2 separate regions of the Mus musculus genome follow, and region 1 is linked to region 2. The links are chromatin loops, found by intact Hi-C in ENCODE. Cell type or tissue: left cerebral cortex. All regions are shown on one strand. Links, peaks and the distances in the headings refer to the core of each region. The heading gives the core; the rest is flanking DNA. Region 1 overlaps 4930524O08Rik (RIKEN cDNA 4930524O08 gene). Region 2 holds the start of Rasgrf1 (RAS protein-specific guanine nucleotide-releasing factor 1).

What was found. Peaks named below come from ENCODE experiments on the same cell type or tissue, not always from the same donor. Only the 100,000 strongest peaks of a DNase experiment are listed, where the experiment ranks them.
Region 1: a loop joins it to region 2, with 4 times the contacts of the local background. A loop is called at or near these places in 3 of 42 quality-filtered maps.

The regions. Positions count from the first base shown.
Region 1 is chr9:89,837,884-89,846,213 of GRCm38, reverse strand. All of the region lies in intron 3 of 4930524O08Rik (RIKEN cDNA 4930524O08 gene), which reads right to left. Among named protein-coding and RNA genes, the nearest start is that of 4930524O08Rik, 16 kb to the right of the region's middle. In left cerebral cortex, for the core only: no CTCF peak of the experiment used is centred there; DNase peaks (open chromatin) are centred at 1,052 and 4,155; H3K27ac peaks cover 1,026 bases.
Region 2 is chr9:89,905,567-89,913,896 of GRCm38, reverse strand. Rasgrf1 (RAS protein-specific guanine nucleotide-releasing factor 1) reads right to left here and starts at 4,122. Exons shown (of 27, transcript NM_011245.2): 1 at 3,624-4,122. The coding sequence starts at 3,899. In left cerebral cortex, for the core only: no CTCF peak of the experiment used is centred there; DNase peaks (open chromatin) are centred at 2,839, 4,111, 4,261, 5,051 and 2 more places; H3K4me3 peaks cover 3,467 bases; H3K27ac peaks cover 2,415 bases.

The sequences.
Region 1 (8,330 bases), core at 312-8,311, 68 kb after region 2:
ATCCTCAGCTTGGTGGTGAACAATAAGGTAAATCACAGATGTGGAGATGAGCTGTCTAAAGTCCCCTGTTTCTCCCAGGAGTGGAGGCTGTGGAAGTTGGTGGATAAGGGTACAGGAAAGTTCTTCCTTGGTCTTGTACCCACCATTGCTTCACTGCACAGTCAGTGGTATTTTGGTACCTTTTGCATTTGTGGCTGCTCTGCTGTTGGAAGAGGGCAGCCTTGGGGCTTTGCATAATACCCAGGGATAGAGGCATCAGCGTGAATCTCAACAGACCCACATCATGGACTCAATTACTGTGACCCACGATTCCTCAAGCCACATGAGACCTTTCTGTGTTTGTTTTCTCTGTTCCCGTACTAACAGTCCTGTTCAGATGCAATCAGAGTCTGGCCTTGATACTGGTGACAGGTGGGCACCTGCAGCTGGAGTCTGTTGCTATAGCAACAAGTAGGGAAAACTGCCCCAGAGCGCTGATTTGTTTAGCCCCCAGGGCCAGTCCACTTTCCCATCATTAGCCACTGTCTGAGAATGTCTGGGTTCTTCCAAAGCAGGAACCTCAAATGGGCAGGAAATCAGAGGTGTTTAGCTGACTATATTGTCTTATTCCTTTCTATGTAATTACTCCCTACCACCAGCAACAACTAGGCAATTTCCTGGCTCCTGGTACATTAGTAACAGTCATCCAAAAGGTGGCCCCACATCTTGTAGCTATTGGAGTAGCTATGGGGAATAAGACCTGCTAGTGTGAGCCAGTTTCTGGGATCTCAAAATTTGTGGAGCTTCTCTGTGTGAACTAAAGGTGGCCATGGGGCGCCTTGCTTTTTTCCAGCTGCTATGATGAGTGTATTCCATACATCAGCAGCTTAAACAACAGCCAGCTGTTTTCTCCGTATTCTGGTGGTTGGAAAGTCCAGTGAAGATGCTGGCCCTTCGGGCTTCTCAGGACTCTCCCAGCTCACAGATAGCTACCTTCTCCTTGCACTCATGTGGTTGCTCCTCTAAATGCTTTTGGGGCAACATCAAGCTGCCTGGCCTTTTCTTTATAGATCTCTACCCACCCTCATCATCTCATCTAATTCTAGTTGTTTCCCACACTACCATATGGCAGGTTAAATCGTCACCGTATGAGTCCTTGAAGATAACAGATACTTAACTCCTAACACAGAGCTTACACAATTTAAAAGTGACTTATGAGGACCTACAAAGACATGATTCTTATTTCATTCATTCATTCATTCATTCACTCACTCATTCATTCATTCCATAGGTACTTCTCTCTCTCTCTTTTAAAACATTCCTGCCGTGTAGCCCCAATCAGGTTTGACCTCATAGCCTTCTGCATCAGCCTCCTAAATTCTGGGACTGCATATGTAATGCCATAATGCCTGACCATCGAATTCCACAGTATTTCTTTTTCTGTGAGTTCTGTCCTGGAACTCACTTTGTAGGCCAGGCTGAAATCCACCTGCCTCTGCCTCCCAAGGGCTGGGATTAAAGGTGTGAGCCACCACCACCCAGCATCTGTAGTTTTTGAAATTAAAATATAATCATATAAATTTCTCCTTCCTTTTCCTTCCTCCAACACTTTTTGGATACCACCCACTCAAATTCATAGTTTCTATTTTTTTAATTGTTGATGTGTGTATGTATGTGTGTGTGGTGTGTATGTGCATATGCATATTACCAAATGTATAACTAGAACCTTCTTTTCAGTCTATGTAATGTTACTTGTATGTATACAATCCAATCCAGGGCCTCTTCCCTGAGAAAAACTTGCTCTCCTGTTCTCAGCATGTCTTAGCTGCCTGTAGTTCTTGGTCTAGGGTTGAGATCCAATGACATGTCATCATGCTGTTGATGTCATCTGTGTTCAGGTCTTGTTTAGATGGTCCTGTTGATGAGACTTCCTGGGTGTGGCTTCTCTGACATCCCTAGGAGACAATCTCACAGCAAACTTCTGTCCCTCTGGCTCTTACAATTTTCCCATCCCCTTTCCTTTATGATCCCTGAATCTTAGGCACAGGACTTGAGTTGTAGCTGTATCAGATGGGGCTGGGAACTTTGATTGTTTATAGGATTTTTTTGTAATGTTCTCTATCACATAGTACTTTTTTGAGTGTCAGGCACCGTTTAATGTGCTAGGGGTAGGGCGGTGAGCAAAACAGACTTATATTTCTGCAACCTTGTGGTAGTAAGAGATGGAAAAAATAAAACCAGTGAGTGGTAGTACAATTATAGTGTGCAGAGCAGGAGGGGACACAGAGATGTTTCAGAAGTTAGGAGCACTGGTTTTTCTTCCAGAGGACCCTCATCCAATTCCCAGCAACCACAAGGTATCTCCCAACAGTATGTAAGTCCAATACCGGGAGAGCCAATGCCCTCTTCTGGCCTTGGTAAGCACTGAACATACGTAATGTACAGACATACACACAGGCAAACACTAATACACATAAAAATAAAAATAAAATAAAAATTTAAAAAAATGCACGGAGCAGAGGAGAGTGATGGAGTGAGGGATGACTCCTCTTGTGGGAGGTTGTAGATCAAGGCAGGCAAGACTGAGGGGGCATTTGTGGCTTGCCTGAGAGAAGCATCTTGCAGCCTCTCCAAGCACAGCAGCTACTGTTGATCCCTCACTACTGCTTTTGGATAAAGCTGTTCTCCTCTAGGTTGCTCCTTGAAGACATTCCTTGTTAGCTCCCCGAGGGGTTTTGCAGCAGTTCCTCAACCTCATAGCACTCACACTGTCTCCACACTGCCTTAGATCTCCCATGTGTTCTTTGGGGACAGCACAACCTCATGATCCCCACTGCAACCCTGGACACTGGCTTATTCCCACTGCCTTAAAAAAAAAAAAAACAATAAAACCCTGATAGACCTTTATTGCAGCATAGGCACAGAATGGTTTTGAAGAGATCCTCAACTCCCCCAACAACATCTGCTTCTCCAACAACTGGGACTGAGGCAGAACTGAAAAAAAAAAAGTATGCCTGTGTATTCAGTTTTACTTTATAGGTTAATGGTCACCACACTGACCTTTTCTGGGAGTGGGTCAGGACTTTAGTACTTGTGGCTTTGTCAGCTCCACATCTCATTGGTCACAACAACTGAGAAGGACAAGCGCTGTTGGTTCGAATGAAGGGACACAGACTCTCTTGATGAGGAAAGAGGAACCACAGATACAGTGTAAAGAAGATGGCTACAGGACACAGAATAATCATAGCTCCCTTTTCAGATCACTACCACGGTCAGACTGAAGCGAGGTGCCTAGCGACTTGACGACATCGAGCAAAGTTGTCCAGCCATTGAGTGAGGCTCCATGGGGGCACTTCCGTGTTTGGTCTGATCCAGTTCCTACTTTGACCACTCAGATGAGATCACACAATCTGTCCAAGGGCCAGGGGCTGTCTCTTTATCTTCCTGTCCTCTCTGCTGGCCCAGAACATAAGGTCTCAAGGGATTGTGAGACCGTTGCATTGCTTGAACTCTGTTTTTGGTTGGCAGAAAGCATGAGGAGGGACAGAAACAGGCTGTGTGGTTAGCCTGTTTTGCATACTCTCCCCCATATTATTATCTCCTCTCACTACCAGAGCTCGCCTTGGCACCAGAAACCTGCTTGCCACTGAATAAGGCAAGCCATTCGCTCAAGCAGAATGTGTCACTGCTGGAAGTTTCTCTCTCATCATTAACTAATTTGCTGTGCTTTGCCACGGCCCTTGTTATCTATAACCATGGTAACGATGCAGAGAGCTCTATGTGCATTTATTTTGGACTCCAAAAGCCCAAGGGGAGTGCTTCTCCCACTAGACTTCTGAGAGCTTGGGTGGGGCTGGACTTGGCTGTCCAGCCCTCTGGGGATGTTATTTTTCAAGTGTGACATGAGGGGGTTGGGAAATCAATGGCTGCTGAGAACTCCTCCAGCTGAGAGTTCCTCCCATCGCTAGCGTGCATTTAGGATCTAAGAGAGGAGAGTTCCCGAGCCTACTCAGGAGGCTGTGCTGTGAGTGGTTGTGAATCTGGGGACAACAGTGGTGCTTCGCTGCTGCCTCTGACAGTCCCTCATTCTGCTAATTTGATGTCCTCACTATATAATTATACTGTGAAATTCCCTGACTGAAGGAGACAATTTTTTTTTTAATATATCCTCCCCTGACTCCCACCACTCATTGCCCAGATTCGTGAATGGGGAAAGTGGGTGTTTGCAGCTTTTGGAGGAGAACAGCCATGTTATGCAACCTGCCCTTCTCTGTATTTCTGCAGCACCACCTCCAAGTTGGGCCCCAGAGAGGAGGAGTAAGGCTGCTCTGCGCCAACAGATGCAGATTCAGGACCGCTTTGGGTCTCAGTTACTTTATCTGGAAAATAGGGAGAAATTACTTCCCTGTGGAAACACCAAAAGAGCACGTGGTACCTTCTGACTGCCAGAGAGTGGGACAGAAAGTGGGCAGGTGACTTCACTTCCTTGAGCCTCAGTTGTACCTTTGGGAAATGGGACCAATCATAGTGCCCCTGCCAGGCAAACTGTGAGGGGATTAAATGGCATGCTGCCCATTCCCAGATGTTCCTGCTGAGTTGTTGTTACTCTATCAGTATGACTCATACGTGTCAGGGAAGGGACAGGGTCTGCTGACCTGGGTGTGTCTTCCAACAGGCAGTGGCTCGACTGTCAGGCTGCTCAGATGTGGCTAGAACTGTCAGCTTGATTCAAGAGTACCTCTGGGAGCTTCCCAGAGGCAGGTGCTAATGCCACACTGATGAGCACCCATCCCCTGATGGGCTCTCAGCTTTTCCTGCTTTGTGCTCTCCTGTTTGCCCAGGTCAGCAGCTACACTGAGTCACAGTGGCTCCCTACAATCCTGGCTACCCCTGGACCTGGCCATGAGCTGTCAGTCAGTTTAGTAGACCCCTTGGTCAATATGGTATTCTCTCATTACATTGGTATTTTAGACTGTTCTCTTTGTTTCCTTGCCTTATTTGGTATATGTTACTCTATCTGTTTGTTTAGTTTTGCTTGTTGGAGACAAAGTATCACACTTTACCCCAGGATGGCCTTGAGGGTCTTCTGCCCCAGCATCTCAGATTATAGGCATGTGCCACCATGCCTGGTTTATTCTTTCTTGCATAAAGAAGACACCCAAATAGTTATTACAATGCCTTTGACCATAGTTACCCATTGAGCATGCCAACATGGGTCTACTTAATCACAGAGAGAGGTCTAGGAGGGACCTGGAAACTAATAGTTGTTATTTCCAGCGAAAGACATTAGCGAGATGAGTGGAGAATTGCCTTTTTACAGAATGAACTAAGTGGTCAGAATTAACAAAATTAGCTTCATTTTGATTTGAGTGAGTGATGTTTTGTGCATTTTATATTTCAAAATACTTTTAAAAAGCAAATAGATCTTTAGATCTGTGTATTACTTGGAGGACCTGTGGACTACAGGAAATTAAAACAAGACCATTGGCGACAGGAGGATGAAAGATATTAAAAGTGGCACAGCAGAACACAGGTGACAAGAGGGGAAAGCAAGGGGGACTAATAAGGACGGAGATTTAGTGGGTGAGGGTTGGAAGGCTGGAGCAAAGAAGGGGGTAGGGAGGGATAATTAACACTAAGGAATTTTTTAGAAGTTACATGGACCTACAATTTTATAACACACACACACACACACACACACACACACACACACACACACACACACACACATTATGCTCCTCACAGGAGCCATAGGTTCCAAATAAAAAGCCCAGTACCAGATGTGGCTTATCCCCTCCCCCTGTTACTCAGAGGTGTCCCAGAGCCTCTGCCCCAAGCAATATAGGCTATTGCCATTGCTCTTGATCACCCATCAGAACTTGATGAGGAGACCTGATTGCTAAAGACAACACACATTGATCACAGGAAATACAGAAATCAAGTTGATGTTGACCAGGCAGCCTCCTTCCTACTGGTCATCTCTCATAGTATCAGAAGGTGTTTTGTAGGCTGTTGCTGGAAAAAGCTCCTTAAGAGTCTTACCCAGCTGTGACACTTGTAAACTCCAATGGTGATTGATAGGGAAGGTTTGCCCATAGGTGTAATATTGGCATGAATGTTTTAGGAACAACTAGTCAGTTTTTTATTAGATTTCAGTCCTATTCCACAAGAAGAAATGTATAAGTGGGACTGTAAATCTAGTCAAGAATCCATGGTTGTGAGCTCACAGCCCTCAAGTTTGAACTTGTTATCCTACTAAATGGACACAATATCAAACTATTCTTTAAATTTGTATCCTTCCACCTATGGATTAGTGTGGCCCCTCAACCTCATCAGAGAAATTTCTTTGTGCAGCAGATATTGGTTAATAGAGAAACTCACAGCTGTTCAAAGTATAGACTATATATGAGTCTTTGGGGAACTCAGCCAAATATGTGCAGTTTACACCAGACTCCCAACAGAGGCTCAAGGATAGGCTCAGAAGTAATGCTGGGAAGATTGTAAGGACCAGAGAGCTAAGAAGACTGGAGCAAAATAGTATCTTCTCGACATGACAAGACCAATGGACACATAAACTAACTCAAAGCACAAGGCCAGTCTAGTCAACACTGAAGCCTGGAGTGAGGCGCCTCCATATCTGAGGAGCTATTGACGGTTGATGGCATCTGGGGAAGGGAGAATCAGTTTCTTCTAAAGTGTGTGGCGACTGGCTAGGTCAGCCGCATTCTAGAGGATAGCCCCATCACCATAAGAACAGGAGTAGTACAGCTTATCTTGGAGGAGTTAAGGGGAGGGAAGGGGATACATATGATAACATATTGTATGAAATTATCAAAGAATCAGTAAGATTAACCCAATATTCGGGACTGTTTCAGTTCAGATCTGAGTTTGAGCCCCCTAGCATTTAAGAAGTTCATTACAGTCATATCCATGTGCTTGTAATCCCAGTGTCACAGGGAAGCAGAAACAGGAGGATTGCCTGGGCTTGCTGGCCTCCTGGGCTTGCTGGCCTCCTGGGCTTGCTGGCCTCCTGGTGTAGTGATAGGTTCTTTTTCAAGGAGTAAGGCAGAGAGGGAGAGAGCAGGAGACTCAGTGTCCTCTGGCCTCTGCTTCTGTGTATGGGCATGTGTGCCCACAGCACACACTCATATATAATACACGCACACGCACACACACACACACACACACACACACACACCAATAATGAAGTAAATAGCATGGATTATTTTGGAATTGGAGATACAGTTTCAAACTTTGTAAAGGTTGCTCTTTAATCCCACTTGTGGGAACTCCATGTCCTAACCTGGATCATGTTTAAAGTGAGTTTATCAGCTCTGGACACTTGTGCTTAGTGATTAGTCTGTATTTCCACACGCCCTCTGAGGGTCATTGCTCCTCTGTGTTCTTTGCATATCATAGATGGGACTGTATATCTCCTCTCATGACACTTCCTGTACATGTGATCTCATCCATGTACATTCATCAGTGCTGTGCAATAACTTCCTTTGGTTGTCCTCCATGCAAGGAAGATAGGTTGATGCTATGACTCTGTATTGACCTGTCTTGTGCAAGCCAGGCTCAGTACAGACTCCCATGGAGCCTCAGACATGGCCATAATATCTTTGGGGAAAGATACTCTGTGATGGAGAAGCCCAGGCTTGTCAACCCCAAACCACTCCAGAGAATATATAATTACCAGAAAAGGCTCTGCTTCTTGCCTGGAAACAGTATCTCACTTTGAACCCGAGGGATATCTAGCCAATATCAATCCATTCCAGGGGCCCTGGAGACCAGAGGGCCCTCACCTCTTCCCATCAGGGTCTCTAGAGTTCCCTTGAGTCAGTACTTGTCCTTTTAAATGGAGTCAAGTGAGTGTGAACCTAGGTTGTGTCACTGATAAATGGTCTGAGTTGAAGTAAGTCACTGCTTTGGCTTAGAGAAGCATTCTCCAAAGGCCCTTGTGTCAAAGGCTTGGCCTTCAGCTTCTGGTGGAAGCTTTAAGAGGTGGGGCTTGGTAGAACCCTTGTAGACATTGAGAACAGGATCTTGAAGAGTTCAAAGGATTTCAGCCATTCTCTCCTTTGCTCCTGTAAAGAGAACAAATTGTCTCTGCCATACACTTCTTACTGTGAGGTGAAATTTTACCACCAGAAGCCTAAAAACCACAGGGTCCAACCAAACACAAACTGCCTCCCCTCTCCCAGGTTGTTGAAGAGGCCTGTGTGTTCTTACTGGCTGTATTTCCAGGTCCTGTAGAACTTGCTAGTTGCTAAGGTTTTTCCTAGTATCACCTTGGCCTCAGATCCTAGACCTCAGTCCACATGGACCCATTCAAAGGCCTGATACACTTT
Region 2 (8,330 bases), core at 313-8,312:
GGCATCCCCAGGGAGCTTCTTCAGTCTCTCTCTCTCTCTCTCTCTCTCTCTCTCTCTCTCTCTCTCTCTCTCTCCCTCTCTCTCTCCCTCCCTCTCTCTCTCTCTCTGTCTCTCTCTGTCTCTCTGTCTCTCTCTCTCTCTCTCAGCTGAGAGGTAGGGTGGATAAAGGAACACCCCACAGTTTCTTCAGAGCCAGTGATCACACATGCTGGCATTCTATCTTAGCTTCGCCAGCTTCTTGCAGGGACACATCCTTCTTAAGTTGGAGCTGCTGCTTTCCTGCCCTTCACCCCTTGCTTTGCTTAGATCCCAGGAAGCTGTGTGTGAAGGGCATTGCCATCAGAGCAGCATCCTTTTCCTATGTGCATTTTCCTGGCTTAGGGAGGAGTTGACTAGGTTTCAGCTCTGGAGGGTGGTGAGGCTGGCAGAGCTGCAGAGAGGGGAGGTCAGAGGGCAGAGTCTCATATTTGCTGCTAGGACAGGGTGGCCATTGAGGAGTCTGTCTCCTCACCTGTGAAACCGGAGCACACCCAGTCTCCAGGCTGTGGTGGAGATCGATCCACCGGGCCAATCAGAAATGTTCTCTATAGATAAGACTGTGAGTAATGTTAGGTAATAACCCCGGCCTAAAAGAGGAGGGGCTCTCAGCTCATGGAGCCTAAGCTTATATCAGGCTCTGAGCCACTGGTATTGCTGTCTGCTTCAATCCTTTTCCTCTTTCAAGGGAATCACAAGGCACCTTCCATCCACCTTGGCCTCTCCTGGTTGGAGGGAGCACAAGCTGAACTGAGGTTGCTTTGGCAAGATCTCTTACTGAGAAGCCAGCATTAGACAGACTATGTCAGGTACTTTGGGAAAACTACCATGCATGAGTCTGTTCAGAAGCAGAGAATGGGGCTCGCAGGACCAATCTCTAGGCATGTGGAACCCATGCTCTGATTCAGGTCACGTTACTGTTCAGGGCTGGGAAGAGAGGACGTCAGGGCTGAGTAAACAGAGCCCAGGCCAGGGAGGTACCCTGCAGCAGCTAAGTGGGGGTTGGGGCACGATGCACCAATCTCATTTCAGGAGACCCTGGGGTCCCCGGGTAGAGCCAGTGTGAGACAAAGCCCTGGATACTGCCCTTGCTCTAAACATAGATCAATCCGGGCACAGCTGAGTGAGATGACGTCATAGCAGTCTGGGCTCTCACAACACCTTGCAATCCAGGTCTTTATAGGTTATGCTGGGCCTCCCTGTTTGTATTTATGTCCTCCAGAATCCCAGCATCTGTGATCATCAGCTTCTTAGGCATAGTGCCCAACACCCACTTAGTTCTCAGGACACGAAATATGGAAGTAACACACAACACTTCAAGCACGTCCAGACCAAGAAGCATTTTCTATGTATCTGCTATGTGTTCAAGTCCTCAACCTTGCCACTGCTACCAGGGTGGGGGATTTCCAGCTCAGACTTGCTCTCTGTTCCCATAGTTGAGTAAAATGAAGCCCCTTGAAAATGAAGTTCTACCAGATACCAGCTGATCTTGCCAAATTTAGACCCTGAGTCAATTCTAGGTCTTATTTTTGATGGGGCAACTCCCTTTCTATGGGCCTCAGTTTCTCAGCCTGAAGAATGACAAGAATGGATTGACCTGATATGCAGATAGATATAATCCTATCTAGTTAGAAGCCCACTAAATTGTATCGTGGGCATCATTTCCTACACAAAATTTGGTTTTGTGTTCTCAAGGACCTGGGGATCCATCCATCCAGTGTCATTTCCCCTTTGTACACAAAACAGGCTCAGAGGACTTCTGTGTGTTAACTGACGTCACACAGGAAGAAGCCATTTAGCTGGGGCGGGGGAGGGGCAGGTTCCAGCCTCCATCTTGTCAGTTCAGAGAATGGGAGACCTTGAACCTGCATCAACATGGCTCCCCTATTCCGTCTTCCTTACTACCTAGGAGCTCAGATCCTACTGTGATGTAGGGAGCTGGGGCACCAGAGGGCCCTGGCTGAGCCTGTGGGGTGCAATCTACTGGTAGATACAGGTGTGCTGTGGCTGCAGACAGTGGGTGGGCAGAAGGGCAGACAGTCTGGGTCTGGGTGGTCTAGCTGAGCCCAGTAAGGCTCCATTTGGCTACAAGCTAAAGGAGCTGCTGTTCCTTGCCATCAGGGAGCCTCTGCCTGGTCACCTGACTAGTCATTCTCAAGAGTCACCCCCCAAATTTCTGCCCCCACTTCCAAGCTCCCCCCTCCCCAGAAACCTAATACTAAAGGAGCTAAGGCAAGGTATGAAGAGAGTGGTGAAGGGACAGAGTACCGATCTCTGTCCTAATTATGGAGAAGGAGACTTCAAGGGTGGCTGTCATCCCAGTCAATTCAATTGCCACCAGCCTGAATGTTTTTGAGATCCTGGTTGGTTGTCTTCTCAGAACATTACGTCGACGTCGACTCCTGCTATGACGCTGTGCAAAAAAAATCAATCAATATCTCTCTCTCTCCTCCCCCCTCCCCCTCTCCCTCTCTAGGCCTCAGTGTCTCCATCCGGGCAAATAGCCAGGTGGGGCTGGGCCCTGTGAATGTCAGGCCTCTCCTAGAGCTGACATTTTAGGATACACTGTCATGTATTTTTCCTTCCCTCCCAGAAGTCAGGGGACCAGATACCTTGGGAGGGATATCAAGCTTAAAGATCTCTCTCCCTGAGGGTTCCCACCCAGAAGCTGCACGTGCCCCTCCCATTTCAATGGCAAACTAGCGCGTCTCTGACGTCTAGGCCCGCTGCAGATCGCGGCCTAGCCCTTTAGCCTTGCTTTTTGGACAACGCCACAAGCGAATGAACGAGTGAGCGCAGCGCTACCGCGGCGACTGCAGCGGCCGCTGCGGCGCAAGGGGCGGGGGAGGAAAGAAGAACCCACTTGTCCCACTGCTTCGCAGCAGCCCTGGCCCTGGCCTCCGCGCATTTCAGCGTTTGTTTGTAAACCCTGGGGTTTGTTAGCCTGGCCAGAGCCAGCTGAAGCACATCATCACTAGATCACACAAAATAACGACTCCCCAGCCCCCCACCCCCACCCCAATTCCCTAACTCGGCCAGGCTAGCGCAGATTATAATTCTCCCCTAGCTGCGTGAGACAGGGGACCGCGACGCTTCGACGTCTGTCTCACCCTTTCCAAGCCTAAGTGTAAGGAATTTCACATTTCGGGCAGAAGATGGGGACTATCAAGGATGGGGGTGAGGGTGGGGGTTGGGATGGGGCTAGGGGCACCATTTTAAGTCGGACGGTGATGAAATTCCTTGCCCGAGTAGGTCCTTTGGACCCCATCTTCATCTCTATCTCCAAGTTTCAGGCTTCCTGTCCCCGCCACCACCAACACCCCCCCCCCGCCACTCCTACGGGGTTTACCCTGCCAAGGGCGGTCGCAGCTGGTAGCGGCGCCCTACCCGCAGTCCCTGCCTCCTCTGCCCGCACTAGGGTCACCCTCCCAATTTGGTCCAGCCGGTCCTTCCCGCGAAAGATGCTGAGACGCCCTGAATTCTTAGAGGAGAGGGTCAAAGTTCTGTCCCCAAAGCTGGATGGAAGGCCCTGAACCCTCAAAGGCCTTAGCAGGGGCGCGGGAGGTCGGGACGCGGCGCTCCCTCACCTGTTTCTCGCCGGACTCCTTGGAGGAGGTCCCTCGCTTGGGGGAGGGCGCGCGTTTACAGATACTTCCCTCGAGCAGGTAGAGCCCCGAGGGCCGAGGGCTGGAGTCGCTTTCGAAGTAGAAAAGCAGGTTCTGGAGCAGGGCAAACCACTTGGTTTGCCATTTTGGGTTGTCCGCACTCCTCTTGCTCAGGTAGCCTTTGCGCGTGCCGTCCTTCTGTGCCAGCAGTCCCAGGGTCACGACGTGGCCATCGTTAAGCCGGATGGCTTTCTGCATGATGCTAGAAGGCCTGAGAGACTGCTACGCACTTACATCTCAGAGAGGCATCCGAATGCCCCTCGTCGGTGCGCGCTCTGCCGTTCTCTGGCGCTCTCTGAATCGCTCCCTCGCTCTCCCTCGCGCGCGCTCTCTCTCTCTCTCTCGCTCCCCCGCCCTCCCTCGCTCTCTCACACCCCGCCCCCTTCAAGATCTACACTTTGAGATCGGGCGCCGTGCTCGCTCCTAGCTGGACCCTTCCTGGCTGGAACCTCTTCTCTCCGCAGAGCCGCGGGGGCCCCTGGGGATGTTGCACGACCCTCCCTCAGCTAACTGAGGGGAGGGCGGTCTGCGCGAGGGCTGGGGGCAGCAGGCGGAGTCATATGACGCCAATCCCTCGAAGAGCCCGTTTCAGCAGCGCGGACAGGGACACACGCACGCAGCCCCGCCGAGGCGCAGAGCCGCACGCAGGCTGCACCTTGGCGCCTCCTCCCCTCCCCGGACACACACACGCAAACACACGCACACACGCAAACACACACATACACACACACACACACACACACACACACACACACACACGCACGCACACGCACACATACACGCCTACCCCTCCCTCCTTGTTTTCCTCTTCTCTACTTCGGGTGTTCTAAGCCAAATCAGATCAATTTTCGTTCAAGCCAATGGCACCCCGGAGGCTCGCCTCCTCGGAGTTTGTGTTCTTTGCGCCCCGCCGCGGCGCACCTTAGACCTAGGGTCGGCCCCATTTGTCGTTTTTCTCTCCTACAGCTTTCTCTCACCTTCTTTCCCTACTTTATTTTTCTAATTCAAGGTGGATGGAGGAAGGTGGATAGTAAAAGGGATGCACTAGTTTGTTCATAACCGTTCGAGTCTGTTTTTTTTTCTCTATTCCTCGCGGCTTCGCCGGCGACACGAGAATAAAAGGGGTGAACTTGGGTGGGAAGAGGTGACCGCTCCATTTTGAGCATTGCCATAATAACCGGTGTCACCCCATAAACCCCAAGGTCTGGCTGGCAAGCCACTGGTGGGAGTTTTCAGCAAATATCCCAGAAGCCTGAAGGCGGGCTTCAAACACAGGCGCCTGGGACCATGGGAGCCTTCACATAGCTGCGCTGGCGCAATGATACCTTAATGATAGATTTTCCGTTCTTATTTTTAGCTTCAATTCGCCTACACAGTTACACGGCATTTATTCGAGAACGTCACAGCGCCCGCATGCTGCACCGGCAGAGCGCGCGGGCTGCCGGGCCAGCCGGGTTCTGGTGCGGGGAGCGCGCATCGCCGTCTGCCGCAGAGGGCAGCGGCCTCGTTGAAACCGGGAACGGCGCCCGGCGCTGACAGTTTGCAGCCGGGACGGGTGTCCTCGCAGCTCTCTGGAGAGAGAAAAACACACACACACACACACACAAAACAACACCATCTTTCCTCACAGAACCGCGAGAGCCCTTCCCCCTTTAGAAACACACACACACACACACACACACACACACACACACACACACACACACACCATGCACCATAGTCTGGAATGGAGCTATTCCAGTTCAGGGCATAGTGGCCCAGGCCCGTGTTCCTAAATGATGTTAATTTTTCTTCCTCGGGTAATCAAAAGAAAAAGGGCAGAGGGCTAAGCCCCTTCATGCAGACTTGATTTGCACAAGAGAGAGCCTGTGAAATGATTGGAATAATTTCCCCCTTGTTTTCTAATTTTCTCCTTTCTCCTGCCCCAGTCATCTTTTCCCTACCTAGCCCTTCTCTTTTCAGACTGCATCTTGTTATGTAGCCCAGACTGGCTTGAATTCCTGATGCTTCCATGTCAGAGTTCTGACTGCAGGCAGCCACCTAACTTCCCTTGCCTTCTTGTAGAAGCAGAACTTTCAGGATTGAGGTTTTTATGTAAATTCCCTTTAGGAAGCCTGTTGCAGAAAAGGCCAAGGAAATCTCTGGTAAGGGGCCCTATGCTAAAAGCTCTTTGCCACAGGTCAGCCATTCCATTTTCTCTATAGCCTTCAGTGGAGGTTGGGTTTGGGCTCACACACTTAGGGCTCACTCAAATGGAAAGTGAAGGAGTTGGGATTTGAAGTAGATTGAGGCTGATGTAGAGCAGGGCTGTAGGGCTGCATTGAGGCTGGGGTTTATTCCCCAGTGGTCCCGGATAGTCAGGGAGAAAGTATCCCTGCCGTAGCTGAAGCAAAGGTCTGGCCTTCGTTGAAGCTTGTATGGCAGGCAGACCCACAGTCCCTACAATACATGGATCTTCTGACTGCACCTGAGCTGTATAGGCTGGATGGGTAATGTGTGTTCACAGGGCATTTCACCACAGGAGTTTGGAGACTTACTGATGGCAGAATCAATGATACTGCGTTGGGCAATGAATCTCCTGGGATTGCGGTCAGAGGGGATTGTCATTCAGGGGAGCCAGGCAGGGTCTGAGAGAGGTGTGCCAGCCCCAGTGATACAGCCCCACTGCTCTGCAGCTCACTTCTTAGATTTTGATCACTCATTAGACGCATTAGGTGAAGACTATGGGACTCATCCTCTCTCACACACATCTGATTCTGTTGGCTGGATCCTGGAGACACAATTACAAGAAAAATGTAGTCCCTGCTTTCTGGAGCTTGGGCTAGCCTAGGAACTTCTTTGCTCTATAACTCCTAGGATATAGCTAGGGCAGGGACACCCCACTTTCTCTTGGGTCTGAGGAAGGCATGCTAAGCAAAAGTGTCAGTCAGGAGAAGAATTGAGCCCACTTCAGAAGCTCCAAACTCCAGTGTCCTTTAGAGGTTTAAAGTCTGTATTCAGACCTTACCCCAGGCCAGTGAAAACAGAGTCTGGACGTGTATACCGTACTTAGAAACTCCTGGGAGATCCCAACGTGGAGCCAGGGCTAAGAACCATTAAATCTTGGGCCAAGCAGATCCCTGCACTGCCCCCCTCCTGCCCTGGTTAGCACAGGGGTGCTGGGGTCCTATACTTCTGCTAATCCTTGGGTTCTGGGGTTTCCTGGTGAGCTAGACCATGCTGGAAAGCCTGCATTAGCTCCAGGCTGCTGTGCTAGAGAGAGGAAAATGGCTGGAGCCCTGTCTGGAATTTTGATTAGTCTTATGTAAGCTGTGTGAATATTGCTTTTTTTTTTCCTCCAGTGACCACAGGGAGAAACCTGAGACTAACATTTGGTCTCTTGGCAGTCAATGCTCTTGGAAACCACTTAATGACTCTGACTAAGAAGATATCATTTATAAGGCTGGTTCTTGGCTTGTGTAAGAGCCATAGAGAAGGTGGGCATATGGTGTGTAGCAATTTCTCCTAAATTGAAATATCCCTCTTAGAGGGGAGAAGAAAGGCTCATAAGAGCTTGCAAGCCTCTTCTCTTAGAACAAGTCAGTGTCCCATCACAGTGAAGAGACATCATGACCAAGGCAACTCTTGGCATTTAATCTGGAAGCTTGCCCAAAGAGACTGCATCTAGTGTGTGCTTTTAAAATCTGAAGGTACATCTCCTCCAATAAAGCTACACCTTCTTCAACAGGGCCATAGTTTCTAATCTTTCCCAGTCTACCAACCAATGACTAAGTACCTAGCCTATGGGGGCCATTGGCTCTTTCTTTCTTCCTTCCTTCCTTCCTTCCTTCCTTCCTTCCTTCCTTCCTTCCTTCCTTCCTTTCTTTCTTTCTTTCTTTCTTTCTTTCTTTCTTTCTTTCTTTCTTTCTTCATTCAAACTACCATAGCTCTGGAAGCTTGGACCTAAGGAGACTCACAGAGCTCCGGAGGGTTAGGTGAGCAGTTGCTGGAGCGGGTGGTACTGGAAGAGAAGACCTTTGGGAGAACTGCCAGCAAGTCGGGCAAGGAGCTCCAGAGATGCACCCATTATTGGGAGAAGGTGTGGGTTAGTGATATAGCTGCCTTTGAGTTACCCATGCCCTGCAAATAACCCCAGGAATCACCTTGGTCCCCCAAACTAGAGAGTGGGATGAAATTCTTTGGTTTATCATGGCTGCCCTATCTGTAATAAATACATGTTAATTCGTATCGCTCCTCTGCCTGCCAAAATCAGAGAACACAGTATGTTGTCATAGTTGCTCGAAAGGGGCACACTCAGAGATTAAGCACACTGTCCACAGGGGAAAGAAATTAGCCTATTCTCCAGGAAAGGGCAGAGGCTGACTAGCCTCAAATAGAGGTTAACAACCCGGTTTTCCAGGTGGAAAAACTAAGGCCTCACTCTGTGTGTGTGTGTGTGTGTGTGTGTGTGTGTGTGTGTGTGTGTGTGTGAATGTGCACTTAGAGAACTTTTGCCCCTTTGACAACATATTAAAAAGGAAGAGCTTTGAAATAAAAACATTAAGTTTATGGAACCAGAGAACTTTTGTCATGTGGGATTTGCTTGTGGAAATTCCAACTCTAATTTTAGGTTGTTCCACTGATCATCTT